Linked DNA regions of Mus musculus: region 2 is linked to region 1. The links are chromatin loops, found by intact Hi-C in ENCODE. Cell type or tissue: heart. All regions are shown on one strand. Links, peaks and the distances in the headings refer to the core of each region. The heading gives the core; the rest is flanking DNA. Region 1 holds the start of Mgat5b (mannoside acetylglucosaminyltransferase 5, isoenzyme B). Region 2 has its middle 22 kb from the start of Gm11728.

Region 1 (9,212 bases), core at 787-8,786:
CGAGCTCCCGGCCCAGGAGGTTTCAGCTCAATGGGACAAAGAAACTGACCACATGAAAAAAAATAATAAGAATTCACATATAAGTAGAAATCTGAGCAAGGGTCAGCCCTTGATGGACTGTCAGATAGAGGACAGTTAATCTGGAGTAGCAAGTCCCCAACTTTGGTGTGTGGATCGGCGCTGGCTCCCAAGAACGATTAGAAACGGATATTCTTGAGCTAGGGACATAGCTCAACAGTAGAGCATTTGCCTAGCATACACTAGAGCCTAGACCCAATCTCCAGCACGGACATAGAAAGAGAGACGGGGAGGAAGGGAGAGAGGACACGGTAGGTCCTCCTTCCTGGATGAGATGCTGGGACAGGGCAGGCCATCTGCTTTCTTTATCCAGCTCCCCAGTGACTCTGGTCCACACTCACATGTGAAAAACACTGGTCCGACTAAACAGTGAGACCCACCTGGCTCCCATCAATCACCTGGGCCACCCTAGGCACTGCACATACAGCCTCTGCCATCTGCCATGAGCTCACTTGTCCTCATAGGGTGCCACAGGCCCCCAACACTCTTAGGTGACACAGTCTCAAGGCAAGGCCACATCCCCTCCACCCCCAGCTGTGCCCACTCTCCCCACAGACTTCTCTATCAGTCACGCATGCCCTGGTTTGTCAACCTGCACCACCGAGGGGAGGAATAAGGACATCTTCCCACCCAGGCATGGAGTGTCACACAAGTGTGCCTGCAGTCATGCAGGAGGGGGAGCGGGCCAAAACATGACATCATGCATTCTTTCAGCACACAGTCATTATCTAAGAGGTGCCAGACACTCAAGTAACCTGAAGTGACAGCTGGAACCCGGGCTTAGAGTCCCTGCCCCAAGCTCTGCCAGACCCAGTGCTCCATGCTGGGCTCTGAACAAGACTGAGCCGGCAGCACAGCCCTGAGCCGGCAGCACAGCCCAGAGAGAGGGCGGGGAGGAGAGGTTTTGAGACCCCCCCCCCTAATTCATCAGAGGACTTGATGGACTGTCAGAGCTGAAAGGGGACCCTCCCTTACCCCCAGGGCAGAGTGAGGAACCCCACGTGATATAGAACCAGGATAACCAAGAGGACCCCAAAAGTCATGTCAGGTGCTTCCACCTGTCCCACCTCCGCTCTGTCCCCAACCTAGGGGACTGTTTGTTGTCTTTCTGCAAGACTTGCTGTACACATTTATTTAATCTCCATTATTTTAAACCGACAGAGTAGTGTTTAATTAAAATTTGGTTCATTAAGGAAAACACATAATTGCCAAAGAAAAGAAGAAACAAAACAAATTTCGAGCCCGTATTTAAGGAAGCTGTTAGAAACTGAGTCGGGGAGGGAGAGAGGACCTAGACTCAGAGATTCCCAAGAGCTGCTTCAGGAGCAGCCGTGCCCCTAATTTGTTGGGGGATCATGGTGAGCTGCAGTAGGAAAGATGGTACAAAGGACACTTCTCTTACTTTGGAGGGACCTCACTGAATCCCTCCAAAGTAAGGGAAGTGGGGTTCAGAGCACACTCAGAGAGATCTTATGGGAGACTGGCAACTATCCTCTAAGCCTAAGGATGAAAAAAAGAGGGGGAGGGGTTTCCGAGTTCCAGTCTCTCAACCCCCACCCTGACTCAGCCATAGGACTGGGTTTCAGGCTGGAGATACAGGATGCTTGACATGAGGAAGGTCTACACCCTCAGCCTGGACTTTGAGGCCCCAATATACCTCTTAGCATCTCTCTACCAGTTACCCCACTTGGAGTCCAGGGAACCCCAAAAGCAGTAGTCATGTATAATACATATGATGGTCTCAACCACACAGGTAACATCTCAGGGGCACCTATAAAATAAAGGCCTGGCCAAGAACTCTGCTAGAGACAGCATTCCCAGACCTCCCTTGGGGATAAATGAAGTTAGGGTGATGTAATCAGATAGCTGCCCCTGGCCTTCAATCTAAAGTTCTGAGGGGGCCTGAAGAAGACTGGTTGCTAAGGGTCTCCACCAGCCTAGACAGGAGGTGAAGTTAAAGGGTTGGGAGTGAGTGGCAACTGATCTGGGAATCCTGTCTTCAGGCACACAGGAGGGAAAGCGGGCTCAGGGCGGGCTTAGGGCTGAGGGCGCTGTCTGTGGTGCTGGAGACCGCTGCTTGCAGTCATTACACCAGGTCCTGACTTCAGAAACGGGGGAGGGGGGGAGGTAAGGGGGGGGGGTTCCAGCGGGCTACAAAGCTGACTAGGGATTTGGGACCAGCCAGAACCCTCTCAAGTTGCAGGAATCCAGTATAGCTCTGGAAAAGCCAGAGTCTTTCCCTGGGCATCTTAGGCCAGGGATTTCTGAGACACTTCAAAACCCTGCCCTCAGTCCTCCGGCTCTACAGACCTTTGCATTCACACAGACAACCTGACTGCTGCTGTCCCCAGAGGCTGCCATCTCAGCCCCCACAGAACTGGCCCAGCATGCTGATGGCAAGAGGCAGGTGGGCCACATCACCTCAGCCCCAACCCAGCTGGGTACAGGAGGTTGTCTGGAGGTACCGGGGATCAACCCAGAACCTGGGAGAAAAGCCAGCACCTGCCTTAAGGTTTATGATCGGACTCCACCTGTGGCCTAGTCCCGAGTCCCACCCCCACAACGGTGCCCATCTCTCCCTCTGTGTCTTCTGAAGCCCAGCTGCCAAACAAGGCAGTACTTCAGGCCTCCCAGACACCCTCTCCCCTAGTCTGGCCTCGGGGCCTAGCTCTGCTGGAGTCTGGGGGAAGGAAGTGGGGTCCCTTCTTGGACCAACAGGTCTTAGCGAGTCTCTCACAAACTGCACCCCTGCCTGGCCAGGACTGTCCACGGGAAGGGAGGGAGGGAGGGAGGGAGGGAGGGAGGGAGGGAGGGAGGTGTTCCATGCACCTGCTATGCCTATCTAGTCTGTTGGAGATCCGCGATTGGGAGTGAATCCCTAGCAGAAGGGGGTCCTTGCCCCAATCTTGGGGACGTTCCTGTCAGACCCAGGTTTGTCCCCCACCAGGAAGATGAGTGAGATGCAGGGGGAGGGAGGGGGAGAGGAAGGGGGATGAACTAGGCAGAGGATGGGCGGGCCGACCTAGGAGACAGGCGGGACACCAGGGGTGCTTCCTAGGCACCCCACAGTAACTTCGCAGCTCAGATAGGACCGACAAGAGATGAAAAAGACCGCAAGGGGCAGGAAAGGGACTTGCTGGCTGGGGCCACTTTGGAGCCCAGGACCTTGATCTTGGTGTTTTCTGACTCCATGCTCACCTCTCTATACCTGATATCGTTCCAATCTTGGTCAACTCAAGAAAGATCCAGACCCGCACCCCCCCACACACACACATACCCCAACCCTATCTAATTCCGTCTTCCCATCCCCATGGCCCTCATCGAGAATAGACTCGCGAACCTCCTTTGCCACCCGAACTCGCACCCCCTGAGGGGACCGACCTCGCCCAGCTCCACCATGAGTCCCCTTGGGGAGGTCTTGACCTCCCTGCGCCAACCAGTAGAGAACTTTACCGAAAGGGTCTCAGGGTGACCAGGCATCTTCTGACCATTATCTTCCCATCTGGGTTGACTGTGATCATTGTTCAAACTTGTCTGGGCGAGAAGCCGGGGGCGAGGCCGGACGCACCGTCCTGGGCCCGGCTCTGACCGCCTCGGGAACCACGAAGCCGCTGCGGGCCGAAGCCGGGGGGTCGCAGCACCGAGGGAGCGCGGGGCACGGTGGCTCTGCAGCCCCGCGCGGGGCACGGCGCGGCCTGGGCGCGCAGGGCAGGGGTTCGGCGAGAGCTTGGGGCCGGGCGCTCTCTGCGTCTCCGCCCTCCCCGATTCACATTTTGGGGAAGGCGAGGCGGCGCGCCCCCAGATCGCCGGCCGCGCGTCTGCCTGCTAGGCTCGCTGGCTGGGCGGGACGGCGCCGCGGCGCGCAAACGGGCTTCCCGCGGCGGGCGCCCTCATTCCCGGGGCCCGCGCCCTCAGAGCCGGCTAGAGGCGGCCCCAGGCCCGCACCCCGGCCCCCCGCACCTTCCGGCCGCGCCGCTCTGCAGCCGCGCGCAGCGCCGCGCCCATGGCTTTGGGAAGGAACGGCTGCGCGCTCGCCTGCCTTCGTCCTCGCCCGCCCGCTCGCCCGCTCGGTCGCTCGGCCACCCGCGCTCCGGGCTCCGGGCTCCCGCGCGGCGCTACAACCCGAGGCGCCGCATTGTTCCCTCTGAGGAGGCGGCCCGGGAGCGGCCTCGCGTTTCCTCGGCGCCTGAGCGCCATCTGGTGGCCGCAGTCTCGCTGCGCTCCCTCCCCGGGCTGTGCGAGGAGGAGGGGGACGCGAGCGCGGGAGCCATGGCTCTGCGCCCCTCCCTGGACCATGCAACTTCCTAGGGCATCCAGCAGACCGGAGAGCCGAGGCTGCTCCGGTAACTGCATCGCGCAGGGGAGATGGGGCGCGGAGAGGGGACCCTTGTCTCTCCTGCAGAGCACGAGCCACCACTACCACCCCCAAGAGCTTCCGTACCTATGGCTTCTCACCCGCTGATTCTCTCGGCAACACCCACCCACCCTGAGAAACTCCCCGAGTCCTCCCACTTCTCACTTGCCTATAATAAACTGGGGCTGTGGCATTCATGCCAGGAGCCGTCAGCTGTATGCCTGAGGTCTAGCCTTGGACCCTCTCAATCACTGAGTTAACGGGCTTTCTAGTATACAACTAATGACCAAAAAGCTCACCAAGGCTCTTTAAAGTCAATTCCCAAACCCACAGGCTTAAATTTTAGCATTGTTGAGCCCTGCGCACACCATCCCTGCGTGTGTGTGTGTGTGTGTGTGTGTGTGTGTGTGTACTGTCCTGTCACTTCCTCACTTAGAGTTGATGTGAGTTTGGTCTTGACAGCCAGGAATGAAATTATCACCCAGGCTTGTGGCAGCTGGAGGCACCCAGACAAGATGCATGATTTAGAGGCCCAGCAGAGACCCCATCGCCCTCAGACATTTCCTTAGCCAGCTGGCTGGAGTGCCCGAATTTCCCTCCTCCATCCGTCACTCTTTCACTGAGGCACGGTCAGACTGCCCTTGCTCAATGCAAATGTGCTACCTAGCGAGCGAGCGAACACATCAATTCGCCAACACCAATTTATCGCCTGTTTTCTCGTTGGCGGGAGTAAGGCAACTAGGTAACAGGTGAACGCTGGTGGAGAAGCAGACAAAGCAGTCACCGCTGGTAAGGAAAGGCTCAAGGGAGGCAGAGAAAGCTGCAAAGGGCCTGGGGATGCCAGGGTGCTTGGATGGAACCAGGTTAAGATGGAAGAAAACACGGGTGTCCTAATTAGGTTTCTGTTGCCGAGATAAATATCCTGACCAAAAGCAACTTGGGAAGAGAGGCTATGCTTGGCTAACACTTTCCCCTGGCAGTCAATCATGAAGGGAAGTCAGGGCAGAAACACAAGGCAGGAACCTGAAGGCGGGAGCTGACAGAGAGACTGTGGGGGTGTGTGTGGGTGGGTGTGTGCAAAGGCCGTGGGGGAGTGCTGCTTACAGACTTGCTCTCCAAGGCTCCCGTCTGCTTTCTACACCACCCAGAACCACCTGCCCAGGGCGGCACCAGCACAGTGAGTTGGGACCTCCTACATTATTAATCAAGAACATGCCCACAGGCTTGCCTGTAGACCGCTATGATAGAAGACAGTTTCTAAACTGGTAAGTCCTGCTTGTGTCAACAACAATAACAACGAAAAACTAGCCAGAGCAAAGGGCTTTCTCCTGAGCTGGGGAGGAGACTCACCATCACAGACTGTCTTATACTCGGTACCCAAGGCTTTGGGGCACTTCCTGACCAGAGTCGTGCCTGTCTGGTTTTGGGTAGTGCTGATCCAGCCTGAACGTCTTAAGACCACGAAGGCTCTGCTGGCTCTTCAAAGTCAAGAACTTTGAATGTGGTCCAGAGAGATGAGAGATGCTGAGCATGCTGAGAGATGGCTCAGCATGGGGAGACTGGTGACCTCAGGACCTACAAGGTAGAAGAAAAGAGCCCACTCTCTCACATCCCCTGACTTTCACACTTGCATCATGGCATACATGTGACCTCACACATGCACACATGACACACACACACACAAAAGAATGTCTCTTCTGACCTGACACCTCCCATCTCCCCAAGCTCAAGGGGGGTTGTTTATGCCTCTCTGACATCCCTGAGGGTTGTCTGCCCTAGTAGGTATGACTGCAGTGTACCATCTGGGGAAATGGCCTTCCTTCAACCAGAACTTGGACTTAGAACATGGGAAAGGACACTCCCAGCTAGGAGTGGTGTCCACCTAGCATCCTGGTGCTTAGGAGGTGGAGGGAGGAGGATCAGCAACTTACGTCTAGCCTTGGCTACACAGTGAATTTGAGTCCAGCCTGGGCTACATGAGACTCTGTTTCAGAAGGAGGTAGCTCCCCACTGACCTCTTCCTCTGGATCTTACTCTATTGGAACTGTCCATATAGACAGCAGAGGGATTGCCTGCCTCTGCATTGAGCAGCAGGCTCACAGCTAGTGGAGACGCAGAGGAAGAGCGAGGGTTACTTGCTATGACAGATTGTTTAGCCGTGTGCTTGCTTTTGCCAGCCTTGTCTCTGCAGTCCAGTTCAGTGCACATGGCCCCCTTGCTGGGCACAGTAGGAGAGAAATTATGAATCTAGTATTATGTAACCTTGAACACAAGAGATCTGTGCCTCAGTTCCCCCACTGTGACTCGGGCTATTTATATAGCACTGGCTTCACAAGGTTGCTATGTGGATGCCTGCCATTATTTCTGTCTGCTGTAGCTGGCACCACTGGTGCCTGCATCTCCTCTACACTCGCCTCTACACACTAAAACTACTGTTCCTGAGACAGTTCTGCTTGTGGGGAGAGGCTGTGGGGATATGACCACTTTCAGGGAGAAAACTGAGGTGGCCCCAGAAACACCCTGCAGCAACAGATAGCTATCCTGCCTGTGTCCCACTTAGGTGTGATACTCCGAGCCTCGTGTCCCACACACTCCTGGTAAGACAGCGCTCTTGTTGCTGAGTTGCCCATTACTCTATGATTCCTTGTGTCTGAGAATAGCCACCCTCTCTGTCCCATGACAACTGTCATTCTTCAGCCAATACTCTTGGGGTCAGCTCCCAGACAAACGATTGCACTTGAGTCCCTGTCTCAGAACCCCAAAACCAGAGCCTTGCAGAATGGACCCAGGGTCTTCACCCCTGGGACACAGCAGACTCAGCTGTGGAACTCAGCAAGACCAAAGCTTTATTCTAATTAGGTCCCTGATGTCACCCTGTTGGCACACCTGTGCTTTGTCTTGAGGCAAGGTCTCATATAGCCCAGTGTCTACTTTTCTATTGTTATGAAGAGACACCATGACCAAGGCAACTTATAAAACTTAACTTGGGGCTTGCTCACACTTTTCGAGGGTTAATCCATTATCATCATGGTGGGAAACATGGCAACACCCAGGTAGCCATGGTGCTGGAGTAGTAGCTAAGAGCTTTGCATCCTGATTGGCGGACAGCAGTCAGAAGGAGAGGGGCACTAGACTTGCCTAGGACTTTTGAAACTTTAAAGCCAACTCCCAGTGAGTGGCACACCTCCAACAGGGCCACACCTCCTAACCTTTCCCAATCAGTTCACCACCTGAGGAGCAAGCATGCAAACACAAGAGCCTGTGGAGGCCATTCTCTTTCAGGGCACGCCCCTCCCCCAGGTGGGTCTGGAACTTTCTATATTTTGAGACTGACTCTAAATTCTTGATCCTCCTGCCTCTACCTCCCCAAGTCCTGGGATCACAGCCCTAAACTACCACATTCATCATAATTTTTTTGAGACAGAGTCTCTCCATATAGCCCTGATTAGCCTGAAACTCACCAGGTAGGCCTCTGCCTCCCAAGTATGAGAATTAGAGGCGCATAGCACCATGCTTTCTTCCTTTCCTTTTTAAATGTTAATGGGAAGGGTTCCTAAGTAAGCCATCTTGGAGCAGGCAGTAGAAACTGAGGCAGGCCTGCTGGAGGGCACCTCGAAAGATGTGTCAGCTCAAGAGGGTTCCTGACCTGAGCCGTCTTCCTCTCAGTTACTTTCTTCTTTGTGGGAGAACTACTTTGCTTCAGTCCCTCTCCCTGGCATCCCGGGCTGAAGGTGCCAGGAGAAACCCAGACTCAGCAGCAGGCCCGAGTGGTAGTGAGTTCCTCTGCTGAAGAAAGTGTAAGAGGCCCCTCTGGAAAAGATTAAAAAGTAAGGGAGGTACCCATATTCAGGGTCTTGGACCAGTGGGTCAAACCTACCAGTAAAGCCACTGAAGTTGTTGCCTAGGTTACCATAGCACATCAGCATGAAAAGAAAAGCCCTGTACTCTCTGGAAGCCGGATCTCTGAACTCACTGTATCAGAGGGCTGAATCCTTCTGGGAGCTCTGGTGACGGTGCTGTCCCAGCCCTTCACGGGGATCTCAAGGAACAGGACAAAGTGGTTAGAGATGGCTGAGGACCTGTATCCCCTGAGGACTGCACAGACAGTCACAGCTTTGTGTGGCCATGGGCCCAGCTACTTACTTCAAACGAAGCCAAAAATCTGTGAAGTTGCATAATTTAAAAATGTAGGCTCAATATTTTTAGAACATTGTGTAAGGCCAGTAAAATCCACTTGATGGCCTGCCTGACAGCATCTCTGTGGATGGTACCACCCAGGGGCAGAAGAGTATCTGTGGCCCCACTCATTTAGCAAGGCCAGCTTCCTGGGGTCAAGCCCTCCTCTTTCTCTTCTCAAGCCCAGAGACACACACAGACACACACAGATACAGACACAGACACACACACACACACACACACACACACACACACACACACTATCTTGCCTAGGAAGGAAGGTGAATACTGAATTTAATTTGGAAGCCTAAGAGTAAACTGTTCCCTGGAGCTTCCGGTCGTCCATCCCTGATTCCCCCCCCCCCCCCCCCATGCACCCTGCACTGGAGTTCCTTCAGGGCCTATCTGGCCATCAGAGCTGTGACTCCTCTCCTGCCTTCCCAGGGCTTCAAGAAGCTTCTGCAGCGCACAGACCTGGGCAGGAGGAAGCAAGCCGTTTACGGAGTTTGAAATCCCCATTTCATGTGCTCACGATGCAGCAGCAGCAGACAGCACATTACGAGGCAATAGGCCATTGTCCTTTGCTGGAGTGCGGAACATTAAT
Region 2 (9,212 bases), core at 679-8,678, 100 kb before region 1:
GAGCCTGTGTCATTACAGGTTGAGGACATGCTGCAGAGGCCCTCGATCAAGTCAATGGCCCTGCGTTGACATTGTCTGATGGCCACCCACTGTCTGTGACATGCAGGACCAGTGTGCCAGAGGGTGTGTCCTACAGCCTTGACAATGCCCTTTCCCTTTTGCCTAATCAGATGGATCAAAAGCAGCATCCACATGGAGGCTTTTTGGGATAGAGCTTAGGAAGTCCATGGCTGTAATGGTGTGTGTGTGTGTGTGTGTGTGTGTGTGTGTGTGTGTGTGTGTAGGGGGAGGTCTGAATGTGTTCCATGTAAGAGTAAGTCTGTGTGCCTATGGAGGGGACAACTTGACTCCAGGTACCTTACTCAACTGTTTCTCCATCTTCTTTGAGACAAGAGTCTCGAACATGGAACTCGCCATTCCAGTTAGCCTGGCTGGCCAATGAGACTCTGAATTCTCCTGTCTCTGCCCCTCCCTCAAGGGTGGGGTTACAGGTCATCATAGTGTGAATATGCTTGGTCCAGAGAATGGGACTATTTGGAAGTGTGGCCTTGTTGGAATAGGAGTGTCACTGTGGGTGTGGGCTTTAAGACCCTCATCCTAGCTGCTTGAAAGCCAGTCTTCCATTAGGAGCCTTCAACGAAGATGTAGAACTCTCAGCTCCTCCTGCACCATGCCTGCCTGGATGCTGCCATGCTTCCTGCCTTGATGATAATGGACTGAACCTCTGAACCTGTAAGCCAGCCTCAATTAATTGTTGTCCTTATAAGAGTTGTCTTGGTCATGGTGCCTATTCACAGTGGTAAAACCCTAACCAAGACACAGGTACAGGATTTCTCTACTTCTCTTCGGGTGCTGAAGACGGGAAGGCATTCCACCCACTCAGCCGTCTCCCTAGCTTGAATCTGAAAGTCTTATATGTTATCTGCACAGAGCTGGTGTGAGGGAGAAAACAGCATCGTGTGTGCCGTGTGTGGGGTCCTGGGAATGGGAAGCACTCTGGAGGGGGCTGGGATTTGTCATCCAGTGAGGACACATGAGCTCACAGACGGCTGCAGTAGTGACTTCTGCGGGTTCAGAGGGAAGTGACATCAGGTATGGGTCATGAGGTATGGCTGGGGGTGACTAGCGGGCAGAGAAGACTGTGTCCAGGGGGAGACAGCAGACCTGTTTGGGCTCAGGCTGGTTTGGAATAAGCCACAGACTCCCCAGTTCCCTTCCCCAAGGGTTGCATTTGTGCATGGTTGGAGAATCTGATTGCAAATCGTCCCCTCTATTTATTCTAGAAGCAGCAAGCTGTCTATCTGACTAGGTAGACCCTGCCTTTTCATCTGGTGGCCGGTTGCTGTTTCAAAGCTCTTTTTAAAAAAAACAAAAAAAAAAACAAAAAAAAAAAAAACCAGCCAATAACCATCTGGAGTTTAATCTTTTGCCTTAGGAAGACAGAGCTCGACCCCATTTAATCTAATCTAGAGGTGATTGTAGGGACCACCTACCATTCTGGTTCCTGCTTGAGAGGCCACCTGGAGAGCCCATAGGAAGGTGCCTGCCATCCCTCTCCAGGTGTGAGCTCTTGAGGACGCTAGGACTCCGTAGAAAGCAGACTGATGGCTAACGTTCCCAAGCTTGGCTGGCTGTCTTTATCCCTCTCTGTCCCTGTGAACTGCTGGGGCTGCCAGAAGCCAGGAACATAATGTCTTTACTTCACACCTCACTTGTAGGAGAGAGGCCTGCAAATCGCTTCTTTCCTCAGTAGATGACCCCTCTGACCCTCTTCCTGCCCAGTACCTCAGTCCCCACCCACTGTTCCCACTTTGCCTGTGAAGAGAGGAGACTTGATCTGAATGCTCAAGAGTTGTAGAATGTATGAGTTAGTGGCCCTGAGCTGGCAGATTGGGTTAGGACCTGGCTTCTGCCCCCTGTGAGCTGTGGAACCTTGAAAAACTGGTCTGAGCCTTAGTTTTCCCATCTGCAAAGTAGGTATTTTACAGGGTTCACATGACAAGGTGGTGTAAGCATTTGCTGAGTCAATGTGGTAAATTTAGTGGGTTGGAGAAGAGTTCCTTTGGTAGCATGCTTGGCTTGCATGCACAGAGCTCTAGGTTCCACACCCACCACTGCAGAGACCAGGCATGATGGGTGGGACACATGTGTACTCTCAGGAGGTAAAGGCAGGAGGACCAGATATATGAAGTAATGAGTTTAGGGCTAGCCTGGGCTATATAGAACCCTGTCTCAAAAATATATGTAAGAGAGGGCTGTAGAGGGAGGTGGCTTATCACTTATCAGCTAAGAGCAGTTGCTGCTGTTCTTTTAGAAGACCTGAGTTCAGTTCCTAGAACTCAGGTCAGGCGGCTCATATCACCTGTAACTCCCTCTCCATGGGATATAATGCCTGCTTCTGACCTCCACAGGCACTGGGTGCACAGGGCATCCAGACATAAATCAAAATAATAGGGGCTGGAGAGATGGCTCAGCGGTTAAGAGCACAGACTGCTCTTCCAGAGGTCCTGAGTTTAATTCCCAGCAACCACATGGTGGCTTACAGTCATCTATAATGAGTTCTGATGCCCCTTTCTGGTGTGTCTGAAGACAGCTACAGTGTACTCATATAAAATAAATTAATAAATAATAATGTAAATCATATATATAACAAATAAATAAGTGTTAGCTCTGTTAGAGCAGCCCCTGGCCCCACAGGAGCTGCGCCTAAATGATTCTTAGGGTTATTCATTATTCATTCGCCATCTCTTATTAACGTGGCCCCACTCATTTGCTCTTCCCTCCTCCTTCCCTTCCTATTATACATCTGCCCCATGGCACGGCACACCTGCTGAAGCCCAGTGGTGACTTCAATGACTAAAGCTCACATGTCACCATGGCTCCTGCCCAGAGGCTTTAGAGGGGGACACACAAATCTTTGCTTTGTCTGTCCAGAGGTGTCACTCCAGCTCCTACCTACTGAACTGAACATGTCTGAAGCTTCCTACAGGGTGAGTGGCCGGGGCCTCCCAGCTGGCCCAAGGGCAGAGCCACCATCTGAGCCTGAGACATCCCTCTGTGCCAGTTCCTTGGGCCTGCTAGGGGCATCTGAATGTCCTGTCAAGTGACAGTCTGAAGGTGCCGTCCTCAGACAGACAGATGGGACTCAGCTCTCTGAGGGCCTGGTCTCCAATGCTTGTCAGTGTTGCCTGTGTGAGCCAGTGCCCCAGGGGGCTGTTGTGAAGTTTATCACGCTGCCTAGGAGAGTCACTGCAGCCCACCCTGGAGCAGCCAGCTTGGGCACTGGTGGTAGAGGATCTTGACAATATGAGAGGTGTGAACCAGCGTTATATGATATACCCCACTGTGGTGAAATCAAGATCCAAGGGGGTGGAACTGGGATACAAGACCATGAGAGGTGATGAGGCAAAGGACAGAACTCTGTGAGTGGAATGCGCACCCTTGTCAAAGAAGTCCCAGCGAGTTCTGAATGCCCTTCACTCCCACGAGGCCGTAGAGAGAGGGAGCCGTCTGTGGGTCAAGCCCTCACTAGACTGAGTCTGCCAAGACTCTAACCTTGAACATCTGGCTTCCAGACTGAGAGCATGCCTTGCTGGTGTACCGCAACCCCTCATCTGTGGGACTTCACTGTGGCTACTCCAGTCCCTCGTCCGTGCCCCATCTCCCAGCAGCTCTGCCATGTGCCCAGAAGGACCTTGCTCTGCTAGTGTAGGACTTTGTTCTGAAGCCTGGGTTCATCCAGGGCAGAGCAGGCAACTGGCCCAGAGCACAGTGCCTGTGGGGAAACAGAATACGGTGGGCCTCGGACTCTGAGGGTGGCTGGTCTCCTCTGGACACCATTGGGCCCAAACACAGGGATCCAGTCCCAGAGAGCATGGGGGAGATGCTGAGGGTGCTTAAACAGGAGTCAGCTTGGGAGCTGCCCGCACGGTAGGTCCTAAGAGGTTCCTGTGGGTTGAAGACAGGCCCAGCCTTGTCTGCATGCAGGGCCCCCCTCCAGACTTCTCCCATAAATTCAATATTTATTTTCATTAACCAAGATAAGAACCTAATTAGCATTGATTGCCTGGTGCCTTTCCCGTACTTTAAACTTCTGCAATTTAGAACGATGTACATTTCCATACTTCAAAAATAAGGGATGCTGGTGGCTGCAAATGCCTGGCATGGAAATGTGTATAGTATATTTTATTTTATCAAAAATCGCTGTGTTTGCTCATTGTCTGAACATTTAGTGTGCGTGTGCGTGTGTGTGTGTGTGTGTGTGTGTGAGAGAGAGAGAGAGAGAGAGAGAGAGAGAGAGAGAGAGAGAGAAAATCCTCATGTAGCCCAGGCTAGCCCCAAATTCCCTAGGTAGTTAAGAATGACCTTGAACTCTCTTGATTCTCCTGCCCTCTCTTGAGCACAATGATTACAGGTCTGCACCATCCCACCAGGTTTACGCCATGGGAATTGAACCCAGGGCCCTACCCTGTCAGCTGAGCTACACCTTCAGCTCAGATCCCAATTTTTAGTCTTTTTACTGCATGTCAGAATTTGCTTAGCTGAGGCTCAGGTATGGTTGATTTCTTTCCTTTTTTTTTTTTTTTTTCTTTTTTTCTGCACTCTATCTACATTTTCCAGAATGTTCATCCCAGAGGAGAATGCACGCTGACATCAGAACGTGTGGTGCCCCAGGCAGGGACTGGCCCAGGACAACCTTAACCAACTGGTGCCCAGATAGCAGCTCCTATGAGAAACAGAACAGGTTTCTGGGCACATGGAGGCTTCCTGGATTCATCTGAGCTGGCATCTGAGCTCTGAAAGTCTCCAGTCAGCCATGAGCAATTCACAGTTAGGCAACACTTGAACAGCTAGCCTGCACTCTCTGGGCACAGTCCGCTAGAGGGCACCTCTTCCTTCATCAAACGCTAGTGACTACCAGCTAGACGGAAAAATGCCAGCAAGGGTGGGTAAGAGTTGTCCCCAGGAGGGAGCGAGCGGGAGGAAATGGGGGTGGAGCTGGTGAGAATGTGAACCAGTGGATAAGAGAGGCCACTGAGAGAAGCAAGCAGTACGCTGTGCGCCTGGATATGAATCGATGCCTTGAAGCTCTTGAAACAATCATGCTCTGTAATGGCTGCCAGTGAGCTGGGTAGCCTTAGAAACCCCTTGTTCCATCTCCTATCAGATGACTGTACCCATCTGTCGACCGTCCTTAGGTTGCTAGTTTGGTTCCAGCTCGAAGGAGTAGCCTGTGCCTCAGGGTTCAAAGAAAGGCTCACTTCCCCCATCAAGGGGTCAAAGTACCAATAAGCTCCCTAGCTTCCAGATAGTTCCACTTCCATGGCCAGAGCCTCCCCTCAGTCTAGTCAACCAGAAGCACCCTGGCCCAAAGTCAACCGGCTTCACTTCCTGGTCTCAGTGACCTTCACCTAAGCAGGCTGGTTTAAGTCTGTGAACCCTCAGTCCCAGCAGGAATGATTGCTTTGGTCTGTTGTTGGAGAATAGATCCCTTGTTCACATCTCTCCAGGGAAACCGCATGACCTGGGAGTGTGTGACAGAGACTGCATACCTGAAGGCAGGCAAGAACCAGAGATGCCACAGGGAGCCAGGTGTAATCTTCAATGCCTCTAGCCCCATCTCCTAAAATGTCAATCATCTTCCAAACAGCACAGTCTGCTGGAGACGGAGCAACAGACTCACTTTTGGGGGACATTTCACATTCAAAGCCAAGCACTCAGGCCTTGGAGCACAGGGACTCTGCTTAGTTACAGCTCGGATCCCTGAAGGTATCCGTTCTATACCAGGAACTCCTGAACACAGCCCAAGTGTTTCCCAGGCAACGGAGGCTGGGAACCAGTCCTGGGGACTCTTTCTGATTCAAAGTTGGGAGAAGGCACCTGCTGGCTCAAGGCAGCTCCTCAGCAGCAGCTGCTGGAGAAACCAGGCTTGTCTGCTGGTCTGGATGCTATGAGCTGTGGGTTGGGAGTATCTAGCTCTCCTGGTGGAGAATGGAACAGCTGGGCTGGTGTTTGGATAGCCTGAAACCACTGCTTCAGGATTATTCAGGAGCAAGACTGCAGCTCCGAGGAAGAGTGCTTGCCAGGTGTGTGCAGGCTGAGTCCCTTCTCCAGCCTGGTCCTTCTGTCTGACAGAGCAGGTGATGGCTAAGAACCCAGGGCTTAAAGAGGCTCCACTGGGCTTTGGGTACTAAAAGTAGGATACACACAAAAATAAATTCTTGCTTCTGGCAGTTTAATGTCATCTCTGTCTCCGGAGGTACCAGAAGGAGCAGGCTGTTTACCAAGAAAGGGTAATTAAAACGAGGAGCAGAGGGGAGCAACACCCACAGAGGAAATGGATCAGCCACGTGTCAGGGTCTGCAAACTGGATGTTTTAACATCTGTCCTGTGGCTGCAAAAAACAGACCCAGACACACCCTGTTTTAAAAAAACATGTGATTGCTTAGCTCTCTTTACCCTGGACTCCTGCCTCCCCCAGTTTCACCACACACACTGACTCTGATTTGAAAGCAGCCCTTCTCCTCGGGCAGGATTTTTAAGCTCCAACAACTCCAAGAGCCTGTACCCCATTCACATCCTCTCCTGGACTCAGCCTGGATCACTATCTACCCTGCCCTGGCCACCCCGGGGCTAAGAATTGGACAACTGGGGGGTCCAGGTCACTGTGATGCCGCAGCGTACACAGAAGTGGTTCAGATGACAGGAGCAAGCCACCCTTCCTTCAGGAACCCCAGTAAAGCCGCTCACTTGTAATCTCTCTTCTAGCCCTGCCTAGTGACCCTTCTGCGTCCCCAGTGCATCCCCACTCCCACCCCATGGTGTGCATGCTCCCTCTCTGTAAGCTGGGTAAAAAGCTATCTTTTCCAATGGCAACCATCTCCTGTGTCTACAGCTGGGGGCCAGGCTTGAGGTCAGGTGGATCCTGACTTCAAAGTTTATATTAATGTACCATTTTAAAGCAGTAACAAACATCTAGCCTTTGCCTATCTCCAGGACAGGTGTACAGGTGTACAGGTGTACAGGTGTACAGGTGTACAGGTGTACAGGTGTACAGGTGTACAGGTGTACAGGTGTACAGGTGTGTGTGCGTGGTGTGCCTTTCTTTTTATACACTGTGTTCATCCATCTGTCATCCCTCCATTAATCCATTTGCCTACTCAACTTCATTATCCATCCATCCATCCATCCATCCATCCATCCATCCATCCATCTGTATACCCACTCTTCCTCATAATGCATCCTTTCATCCATCCACACACCTATCCACCAACTCATTTATCTATTTCCATCAGTCATCCATCCATCCATCCATCCATCCATCCATCCATCCATCTACCTACCCACTAACTCATTTACCCATTCCTATCCATCCATCAATTCATCTATTAGTCTACCCACCGTTCCACTCATCCATACACTCACTCTTCCTCATTATCCATCCTTCCAACCATCCATCTTGTCAGCTGTCCATCCCCCCCACTTTACCCCCACCCCCCACAACTAATCCCCATCTCTCCACCAGTCTATGTACCCAGCTAACCATCTATCCCTACCCGTCTCTCAGGTTCACTCCACCCACCCATTCAACTATCCATTCACCTGTCTCCTTATCCATTTACCTATTATGCTCTTTCCTGACTGTCCCCTCCCTGTTAACCCAAATGATATGATGAGCTTCTATTTATATTTTTATTTTCGAGACAGGGTTTCTCCGTGCAGCCCTGGCTGTCCTGGAACTCGTTCTGTAGATCAGGCTGGCCTTGAACTCAGAGATTTGCCTTACCTCTTCCTCCCAAGAGCTAGGATTAAGCTTGGTTTTTATTTTATTTTATTTTATTTTATTTTATTTTATTTTATTTTACATTGACTGATTGTGGGGGAAAGAGTCAGAGGACACCTTGTAAGAGTTGGTTCTCTCCTACCACATGGGCTCCAGAGGTCTAACTTGGGTTGTCAGGCTTGGTGGCAAACGCCTCTACTTGCTCAGCCATCTCTGGACCAATGCAGTGCTTTGGAGAGATCCCATGCGGCTTGTCTGCTCTCTTTGTTATGCTATCTCTTTGGTTTAAGAGTTTTTATTTTTCTATGGTTAAACTAGATTTATCTCATTGCTGTATAATTTGTGGTTTCTGAATCTTAATTCTCTATGTTAATGTGAATGAGTCTCATATATCTGCTGAAAAACATTTAAATGCTTTTTTTAAAAAATTTTTCCCTTTTCTTTTTCTGCTTTCTTTTTTCAAGACAGGGTTTCACTGTGTGGCTCTGGCTGTCTTGGAACTCACTCTGTAGACCAGACTGTCCTTGAACTCACAGAGGTCAGCCTGCCTCTGCCCACCAAGTTTTGAGATTAAAGGTGTATGCTACTACTGACTGGCAAACTTTTGCCTTTTGTATGTATGTATGTATGTATGTATATATGTATGTATGTATGTATGTATTTTTATTTTATGTGTGTGTTTGCATGCCATGTGAATGCAGGAGACCTTGGAGGAAAGAAGAGGGCATCGGGTTCCCTAGAACTGCAGTTATAGGCAGTTCCGTTTCCAGCACCCAAATAACTGACATTTTAAGAAAAATCTGGGTTCTGGGGACTGGATTCAGGTAGACACTTCACCCACTGAGTTATCTTTCCAGCCCCACATCTTTGTTCTGTCAGTGTGGGTGCTGTGGCATCCAGAGGAGGGATCCCTGGAGCTGCAGTTAAAAGACGTAGTAAATCACACTATGTGGGTGCTGGAGCCGACCTTGGAAGAGCAGATGGCATCTTAACCCCCGACATCTCTCCAATCCAATCTTTCTTTTGATTGTTTTCTATCTTACTCATCTCTGTCCTTAGTAAATCATTTCCCCACTTCTGTGACAGCTGAGTTTCTGTTCTCCCTCATATATGTCATATATATATATATATATATGACTTATTTTTTATTTTATGTGTGTGAGTACACTGTAGCTGTCTTCAGATACACCAGAAGAGGGCATTGAATCTCATTACAGATGGTTGTGAGCCACCATGTGGTTGCTGAGAATTGAACTCAGGACCTCTGGAAGAGCAGTCAGATCTTAATTCCTCGCTGAGCCATCTCTCCAGCCCTATTTTGTTTTTTTGTTTTTTTTTTTTTTTGAGACAGGGTCTCACTTTGTAACCTTGGCTAGCCTGGAACCCACTCTGTAGACCAGTCTGCCCTCAGCATCACAGAGATCTGTCT

Evidence for each region. A loop is a pair of places that touch in the nucleus more often than their neighbours do. Peaks named below come from ENCODE experiments on the same cell type or tissue, not always from the same donor. Only the 100,000 strongest peaks of a DNase experiment are listed, where the experiment ranks them.
Region 2: a loop joins it to region 1, with 5 times the contacts of the local background. A loop is called at or near these places in 17 of 42 quality-filtered maps.

Annotation. Positions count from the first base shown.
Region 1 is chr11:116,913,863-116,923,074 of GRCm38, reverse strand. Mgat5b (mannoside acetylglucosaminyltransferase 5, isoenzyme B) reads right to left here and starts at 4,212. Exons shown (of 18, transcript NM_172948.3): 1 at 3,532-4,212. The coding sequence starts at 3,599. In heart, for the core only: a CTCF peak has its summit at 4,285 (motif pointing left); a DNase peak (open chromatin) is centred at 4,264; H3K4me3 peaks cover 2,000 bases; H3K27ac peaks cover 1,170 bases; H3K27me3 peaks cover 6,627 bases.
Region 2 is chr11:117,014,311-117,023,522 of GRCm38, reverse strand. No RefSeq gene overlaps it. Among named protein-coding and RNA genes, the nearest start is that of Gm11728, 22 kb to the left of the region's middle. In heart, for the core only: a CTCF peak has its summit at 4,871 (motif pointing right); a DNase peak (open chromatin) is centred at 4,922; H3K4me3 peaks cover 597 bases; H3K27ac peaks cover 1,189 bases.